Linked DNA regions of Homo sapiens: region 1 is linked to region 2. The links are chromatin contacts, found by Hi-C or POLR2A ChIA-PET in ENCODE. All regions are on one chromosome and are shown on one strand. Each heading gives the region's core, a stretch centred on a gene start or an enhancer-like site at or near the end of the contact. The rest is flanking DNA. Distances are from core to core; before and after follow the strand shown. Region 1 has its middle 32 kb from the start of LINC02580. Region 2 has its middle 64 kb from the start of TRI-TAT2-1.

Region 1 (4,274 bases), core at 1,620-4,119, 260 kb before region 2:
CTTCTTACGCATTGCAGACACATCTTCATCTTCTCCCAAGCCCATTTCTAAGGGGCCTGTATGTTTCTGGTGCCCAGAGTGTATGTGGGCGACCGTTGTAGCATCGGCATGCCTCATAAGAGTGTGAATGCCCCAGTGTGTGTGTTTCTGAGTTTGTGTGCATTACTTTGGCTGTGTGTGAGGTGTGTGTGCATACTGCTGGCTGTGAGCACCTATAGATGGGGGGCTTAAGGGACTGGGTGTGTGCACGAGAGTAAATGTGTGTGCAAATGTGTGAGCACATGGAGGTATCCTCTCTCCTCCTTCAAATTTGCTCCCATCCTGAAAAGCCCAGGTCAAGCCCACTTCTGCAAGAAGTCCCCTCACTTTTCTAGGCCATAAGAAGCCCTCCACCGCTGACATCCCACCACCCCCTCTGTCAGAATCACACACTCCGTGGCTTTGATTGCTTTCGAGTGGATCTACCTCCTAGAATGCCAGCTGCCCACATGCTGCAGGGCAAAGTGGACATGCAGGCGCACATCCCTGCCCCTGTTCAACCATCAGGCTAGACCTCCTGGGGTCACCTCCCCCAGCCCCCCACGTGAGTTGTTTAATGGTGCTTTGGAGAAGGAGGGGCAGCAGCCTCAGTAGGGTCTAGTAAGCAGGCCTGGTGGCCTCCAGCAGGCAGACGCAGGTGCGCAGAAGTGGCTGTGTTCCAGGCTCCCTTCCTCCCTGTGGGTAGCAGCTGAGTCCAAGCTGTAGAATGGAAGTCTACACTGCACTCTGTCAGTGAGCTCCCAGGGTGGGCTCGTGGGGGTCCTGGGAACGCAGAGACTTGGCCCTCTAGAGAGACCTGCGGGCCTCAGGGTAGCTGGTCCCATCCTTTGCTCCCTCCCCTGCACCCTCTAGGGGCCCCCACACTGGGCCCCAAAGCAGGGCTCCTTCTGATGTAAACCCCTCTCCTTCTCTTCCTCCCAGGGCACTGGTTCCTCTGTGAACCCTGTGGCCTCTTCTGTAGGTACTACAGGGTCCTTTCTCTTTAATCCACTGGAAATCAGGCCTTTGCTGTTAGCCTGAGTTGCCCGACAGACTAGAGAATCATTTCAGCCATGAGCCGAGCCATCCTCACATGGACCGCACTGGAAATCCTGGAGGTGTAGGGCCAGTTTAGTCCCCACCCCAACAGCCTGCCCTTCCCCCAGTCCTGGCCAGGCTCCTGCCTCAGGCCTTTTGTTCTAGCTGTTTCCTCTGTCTGAAATGTTCTAGCCCAGACTCTGCTTGGCTATTCCTTCCCCAAGCTCCTGTTGAAATGTTGGCCTCTTCATGGGGCCTCCCTGGAGCACCCAGCTTAGTACGGTGACCCGAGTGAGTGCACACCCTCGCACCCACCAGCACTCCTCATCTCCCAGCCCTATCTGCTTCCTCTTTCTTTCCATGGAACCCACTGCCTACATGAGGATTATAGAATGTAAGGCTGGGCGCAGTGGTTCACACCTGTAATCCCAGCACTTTGGGAAGCTGAGGCAGGAGGATCCCTTGAGGCCAGCCTGGGCAACATAGTAAGACCCGTCCCTACAAAAAAGAAAACGAAAATTAGCCGGGCTTGGTGGTCCCAGCTACTCAGGAGGTTGAGGTAGGAGGTTCACTTGAGCCCAAGAGTTTGAGGCTGCAGTGAGCTGTGATCCTGCCACTGCACTCTAGCCTGGGTCACAGAGGGATACCCTATCTCAAAAAAAAAAAAAAGACAGAAAGAAAGGAATGTATTTATTCTGTCTATTGTGCCTCCCCAACAAAATGTGGGCCCCAAGAGGGCAGGAATCTTTTTTTTTTTTTTTTTTTTTTTTTGAGATGGAGTTTCGCTTTTGTCACCCAGGCTGGAGTGCAATGGCACGATCTCGGCTCACTGCAACCTCTGCGTCACAGGTTCAAGCAATTCTCCTGCCTCAGCCTCCTGAGTAGCTGGGATTACAGACAGATGCCATGACGCCCAGCTAATTTTTGTATTTTTAGTAGAGACGGGGTTTCACCATGTTGGCCAAGCTGGTCTCGAACTCCTGACCTCAGGTGATCCACCCGCCTCGGTCTCCCAATGTTCTGGGATTACAGGCGTGAGCCACCACGCCCGGCCGAGGGCAGGAATCTTTACTTTTCTCGCTGATGTCTCCCAAGTGCCCAGAACTTGCCAGGCCATTTTAGGTGCTCCATAGACATTTATTTAGATTGTCGCTGGCACTGGAGCTGAGAGCAGAGAGAAGCTTGAGGGAAGAAGGGGGGTCCTCAAAGCCATGGCTACCCCTCAGAGGGGAGGCAGGGGCAGGGGAAGGAGCGGGGCCGGGCGGCCACCGGATCTCTGGACCCCTCCACCCCACTTGCCCTCCTCCCTCGGGGGTGGGGGGGCATGTCTGCCCTGCACACGCATGTTGGCACACACCTGCGTACCCTGCATAGGTGGCCCCACCTCCCACCTAGTCCAGATGCATGCGCGGCTGACGTGGCTGTGGTTTTGAGGCCCCAGAGGTACAGATTAGAGTCAGGGCGTCTGTCCTTTTCGGCTGCAGGAGCAGGGTGGGATGGGGACAGGCACTCCCTGCAAGCAAGCACCCAGAGGCCCTTTCTCCCTGACCTCTTGCACACACATGTGGACAGACAGGTGGTCCCCCAGGCTGGCTGTCCTTAGACCTCAGGCCCAGGAGCTGTGCACCTATCTATACTAGGCCTTGTTGCAGGGGAAGAGGGGCGGCAGAGGAAGTGGCTGCGGGCGCCCTTCCTAGCGTCTGAACTTCCACCTTTAGTGTTTGTGCCCGACACATGGGCGCCCAGCTTTGTTTGTCAGTTCTTTCCTTTGAGGGAAGCGTTATTTCTTTTGCCTTCTCATGTCAAAACCACATCCCTGCGGGAGGGTTTCACATTCAGCCCTTAGTGGTGTTGAGCTTGTCTGCCCAGGCCTCCCTCACGCGCACACCATGTGGCCAGTCCTGGGGAGCATGCCGGTCCCCTGCTCAGAAACCTGCTGCTGCCCAGGGCCTACCAGGTCCAGCCCCGCACTCAGACCCAGTGCTCGAGGCCCTGCCCTGCCGCCTTCCCTACCCCAGGCATCCTGCTTTGCGGGCAGATGTGTGGCCTTGAGCCAGGTGTCCAGGTTCAATGCCAGCACTGTATGACTGGCAAGTCACTTAGCCTCTTTGTGCCCAGGTTCTCTTCCTCGCAGAACTATTGTGAGAGTTAAGTAGGTTCACATATGCAAAGTGCTTAGCACAGCACCTACTGTGCAGGTAAGGTGTCAATTAATATTAGCTGCCATGATGATCATTTCCTGCCTCAAAGTCAGGAGGGCCTGAGAAATGGCTTTGTCAGGGCTTTGCAGCCCAGCTCTGGCCTCCCAGACTGAGCCAGCTGCTTCCAGGTCACCTGGGAGCTTGTTGGAGACTCAGAGTCCCAAGCCGCTCTAGGGGTTGTGACACAGCAGCTGTGGGCTGGGCTGGGGTGGTGGGGCTGGGGGCCTCACACCTGGGCCTGCAGGCATCTGTGGGACAGGAATCCCCTGCAAGGCCCTTCCCCAGCCTCAGGCTGGTCCACCCACCCGAGTCTTTCCAATTCTGCTTCTCCAGATCCCCTGTGCCTTGCAAGGTTCCTGTCCTGCAGGAAGTAGGCCCACAAACCCTGCCGCCGACACCCCACAACCCCTCCTTCCTGGAGCCTCAGTTTCCTCAAGTATGAAAGGGGATAAAAAATGCCCACATCTCAGGATTAACATCAAGCAAGGTCTTAGATGAAAAGCACCTGGCCCATGGCAGCCGAGAAGGCTAGTTATTATTACTGCTATTGGTGTTATTGCCCGCACCCTGCACCTGCTGAGCACCTGCATGTTCCTCTGGGTTCCCGGCAGGGTCTAAATGCCTAAACTCACATCAGGTGTTAGGGAAGTTGTGTTGACCAGGGTGGACTCTGATTAACCTTCCACCTCCTTGCCTTGGGCTCTTGGAGCTGAGAGGGAGCACCATGGCTGGAGTCTGAGTGTGGCTGGCCCTCACTCAAAACAGCCTGAGTGAAGGAGGAAGGAAGAGAGGTTGAACTGAGTGGCTTGGGCCCCAAAGGATGTTGAAAGCTAGGCCGCGGAGTGACAGTTCTTGGGGGCCCCACTGTAGCTCCCTGCCCGCCCCACCGGCTGCTGTCAGTGGGAAGTGCACAGGCCCGGGGTGGGTAGAGGTAGGGTCCCAGCCTGGGCCAGCTCCCCGGGCCCTGCCACTGCAGACCTGGGCAGCCACCAGAGCTTTGCGTCTTGGGGTCAGCAT
Region 2 (4,475 bases), core at 153-2,652:
CAGCCTGGCCAACATGGTCAAACCCTGTCTCTACTAAAAAAAAATACAAAAATATTAGCCAGGCATGGTGGTGCACACATGTAGTCTCAGCTACTCGGGAGGCTGAGGCAGGAGAATCACTTAAACCCAAGGAGGCAGAGGTTGCAGGGAGCCGAGATCACACCACTGCACTCCAGCCTGGACGACAGAGTGAGACTCTATCCCTGCCCCCCTCCCCTCCAAAAATTAATGAGATCCTTTACATTTCTTTTTTTGTACTAAGCCTTCAAAGTTCAGTATGTACTCTACATGAACAACATGTCTCAACTCGGACTAGCCACATTTCAAGTGCTCAAGAGACATAAGTGGCAAGTGGCCACACTGCATTGCACAGCACAGCTCTGGAGAGGCTCTGGCCTTGTGCGGTCAGGCTGACCCTGGAAATGAGGCTTTACAACTCTCCATATGGTGTGCCTCCCAGACGCTGGAGAGCCCAAATACTAAGGCCTCGCCTAGCAGAGAACTATGAAAGTCCCTAAGTAGCATGCAAGCTAATAAATGCTGCATAAACACAAACTGTTATGTGTTACGATCCAGGGAGCGCAGGAGATGGTTTTAATCTGCGGCAAAATCGGCATGTGTTTGTACTTTCCTATTTACAGTAGGCCTACGAGGAGGCTTGTAAAGAGCTTGAAGAGCGCCAAGTAGACCAGCACTCAATGCAGCTGTTCTGTGTTCCCAATTACTCCAGACCCCCGGGTTACAAGCAAGCGCAGATGAAACCCAGAATGTTTTCACAACCGGGAAGCACTGTCTCTAAACCATGAGGAGAAATCAAGTGAAGAACCAGGTTGGGAAATTGTTGCCAGTTGTGGTATATGGGAGCCAAGGATGGGGCTGGGACCCCAGAAGGAAGTCCTGAGTCCTGCCCTGAATCCTCTGGGGTCTGTGTCTAGGCCTGGAGGTGCCCCATGAGAGAGAAGCTGCAGAAACTCAGGCCTGGCCAGCAGAATAAGAGTGGTCCACTGGAGGCTGGGCCAGCTTCCTGGCATGCGACCTGGGCAGTCACACAAGGCCACTCACTTAAAAGGGGCTATGCTCAGAAGGATCCTGCACTTGAGTTGATGCCCTGGTGTCGCCGTCTTGAAACTCTTAATACTTTTTGAACCATGGGCTCACATTTTCATTTTGACTGGGCCCCACAAATTATGGAGCAGGACCTGAGTGGAGGTCACTGTAAGCAACAACAAGCCCTTTCTGTCTCAGGCCTTCTCCTGAGCTTTCTCCCGTGAGAGAAGCTGAGCAGCCCAAGGTTGGCCTTCCAGGGACCAGTACAGTCCTCTGTCCCCTTCAGTGGTGCAAGGAGAGACCATCCGGAGGAAAGACCGGAGCTGGCCCAACACGGAACTCAGGAGCTGGCCCTGGAGAACGGCACCAGGATGTTGTGTGTTTTCCGAAGTTTCAATCACAATGGTCTCTTTTCATTTAAAGGAAAATACTGCAACCATTTCCTAGCAAAGGTTAAGTCCTTACACTTATTTAAAAAAAAAAAAAAAGTTTTTTATCCTGCCAAGGAATGTGCTTTTTCGAGCTGGCTTCCAGTCCTTCCTGCGGCCAAAGTTCCCTCCCTCCGCTCACAGGGAGAGCCCTGAGGTCCTAGGAGAGTAGCGAGCGGCCCAGCAGCCACTGCTCACAAAGCGGCGCCGGGAGGAGGAGGGAGCTGGCACCTGGTGGCTGTCCCCTGATCTACCCCTAACCAGGCAACCAGGACAGGGGCTCCCTGATGGCAGAAATCCACAGAACCCCCCCGCCCCCCGGCAAAGCCCATTTCAGGCAAGGACCTCCACCTCCTCCCCAGCCATGCGTGCTTTGCCCAAAGGCCACAGACCTGGCCATGAGCTCCCACCTGACGGTTCCCGTCTACCTTTCAGGAAGCAGAGAATCCATTTAATCCCTGGCCTAGACTGGGAATGAGAGTATGCACACAGCACCCGGTGCTCATGGGAGAAGGCCTGAGCAACTAGAAAAGGAGGTGCCTATGCAAGCCCCCACTCCACGCCTCCCCTCCTGTCTGCTCTGCCCAGCACCTGGGGGCCCTGTCTCTAAGACCTGCCCTCCACTCTTGCACTACAGCCTAGGCCTTCATTCCTCATGAATATCACTCCAGCAGTTCTTGCCTCTCCCTTTGGCATCAGTTCTCCCCTCTTTATTGGATTATTCTCGTCGGCAACAAGCATATCCTCCCATCCTTAAAAAAAGTAATAATTGAAAAAAAATGCTCCTGATCATTCCCCCCTCCCTTCCCCCTGAGAGCACACTTTCCAGAAAGAGTTGTCTATATTTGCTGTTTTCAGTCATCCTTCTGTTAGTTCTCTCTTTTTTTTCAATGTACTCTTAATGAATTTCACAAAGTGGCTGCGCCATGTGACCAACACTCAGCTGAAGAAATGAAGCATGAGCAGTATCAGAACCCCTTGGATGCCCCTTTGCTGTCACCACCCCTTCCTCCTTCCCAGATGTAACCTCCACCCTGATCTTTAACACTATATTAGTTTTGTCTGTTTTTGAACATTATATAAATGGAATCATATAGTATGTACTTTTTGGGTTTAGTTTCTTCTCTCAATATTGTTTGTGAGTTTCATCCATGTTATTTGGTGTGTCATATTTATTAATTATCATTGCTGAATAGTAGACTATAGTATTGTCAGAGGCATTTGAACCAGAGCAACTCCATCTTGAATAGCTGGGTAAAATGAGGCTGAGACCTACTGGGCTGCAATCCCAAATGGTTAGGTGTTCTAAGTCATGGGATGAAACAGGAGGTCTGCACAAGATACAGGTCATAAAGACCTTGTTGATAAAATAGGTTGCAGTAAAGAAGCTGGAACCCACCAAAATGAAGATAGACACAAGAGTGACCGCTGGTCATCCATCCTCACTGCTACACGCCCACCAGTGCCATGACAGGTTACAAATGCCATGGCAACTTCAGGAAGTTACCCTATATGGCCTAAAAAGGGGAGGCATGAATAATCCACCCCTTGTTTAGCATATAATCAAGAAAGAATTATAAAATTGGGCAATCAGCAGCCTTCGGGGCTGCTCTGTCTATGGAGTAGCCATTGTTTTATTCCTTTACTTTCCTAATAAACTTGCTCTCACTTTACTCTGTGGACTCGCCCTGAATTCTTTCTTGCATGAGATCGAAGAACCCTCTCTTGGGGTCTGGATTGAGACCCCTTTCGGGTAACAGTAGGAGTAAACCAATATTTGTTTATCCAGCCTAGCAGTGATGGACATTGGGTTGTTTCTGGTTTGAGTAACTATATAATACTCCTAAGAACATTCTCATACATGACTTTTGGCATCAAATAAATGCATTTTAGGGGGTATATACCTGGAAGTAGAATTTCTGGGTCATAGGATGTGCATGTGTTCAAATAGTTTTCAACTTACACCATCAATATATAAGAGTCCTAACAGTTACATCACATCCTTACCAATTCTTAGCATTATCAATCACACACATCAGCTTTTCCCGGGGACCCCAGTCTGCCACCCTACCCTGCAGATCTGGGACTTGCCATCCTCCACAATCACATGAGCCAACATACATACAAACATACATAAATATTATTCATACACACATATATACATACTGGCCATCCATTCTGGTTCTATTTATCTGGAGAACCCTAACATAATTCTCTTTATCAGATTAAGAAAATCCTTTTCTATTCCCATTTTATTAAAAGTTTTTTCAAACTGTATGTTAAATTCAAAAACATACATTTTTCTAAATAAATTTTATCAAATAATGGTTTCTATACCAATTAGGATGGTCTTATGCTTTTTTCCTTTATTCCATAAAAGTGATGAACTAAACTGAGAGGGATTTTTTGTTTTTTTTTTTTATAGGACAACATGAACATTGTTGAGTCACTGAAGCTAAACCAAACTTGCTTTTCTGTAATAAACCCAATTTGGTCATGATTTAATATTTTTTGGATCGCTCTGGATTTGGTTTGCTAATATTTTATTCATCCAAGAAATATTCATTAGAGAAATTGGCATGGGATTTTTTTTCATTGTAATGTCCTTGTCAGGTATCAAGGCTTTTTCAGCCTGATAAAGCATATTAAGAAATGCTTCCTCTTTTCCTATTCTCTGGAAAAGATTGTGTAATATTGCTGTTACTACTTCCTGTAATGTTTGGTGAAATTCACAATTGAAGACATCTGGGCCTAGCGTGTTCTTTGTAGGAAGAATATTAAGAAAGGATTCCATTTCTTTAAAAGTTACGAGCACAGTTGGCCTTCCAGATCTATGGATCCCACATGAGTTCCAGATTCAACCAATTGTGTATTAAAAATATTTGGGAAAAAAAGCCACAAGAAATAATACAACTATACAAAATAATATAATTTTTAAAATACAATATAACAACGATTTACACAGAATGTACATTATGTTAGGTATTATAAGTAACTGAG

The links. Hi-C counts contacts between places; a loop is a spot of excess contacts on that map. ChIA-PET counts read pairs that join two places held with the same protein, here RNA polymerase II (POLR2A). Pooled maps may share reads with other maps.
Region 1: a loop to region 2 is called in a map of heart right ventricle, with 28 times the contacts of the local background. The contact joins two enhancer-like sites. A Hi-C loop is called at or near these places in 1 of 168 maps with a recorded cell type or tissue (heart right ventricle) and 2 of 50 pooled maps. POLR2A ChIA-PET finds 5 or more read pairs at or near these places in 1 of 52 experiments (PC-9).

The regions. Positions count from the first base shown.
Region 1 is chr2:43,132,731-43,137,004 of GRCh38, reverse strand. No RefSeq gene overlaps it. Among named protein-coding and RNA genes, the nearest start is that of LINC02580, 32 kb to the right of the region's middle. RefSeq lists enhancers at 2,627-2,696, 2,208-2,969, 3,137-3,186, 2,970-3,733. Within about 2 kb of position 2,869, at least 20 of the 41 ENCODE cell types and tissues checked have a DNase peak (open chromatin) inside an H3K27ac peak, as active enhancers do; they include heart right ventricle, where a contact is called at or near this core.
Region 2 is chr2:42,872,603-42,877,077 of GRCh38, reverse strand. No RefSeq gene overlaps it. Among named protein-coding and RNA genes, the nearest start is that of TRI-TAT2-1, 64 kb to the right of the region's middle. Within about 2 kb of position 1,402, at least 18 of the 41 ENCODE cell types and tissues checked have a DNase peak (open chromatin) inside an H3K27ac peak, as active enhancers do; they include heart right ventricle, where a contact is called at or near this core.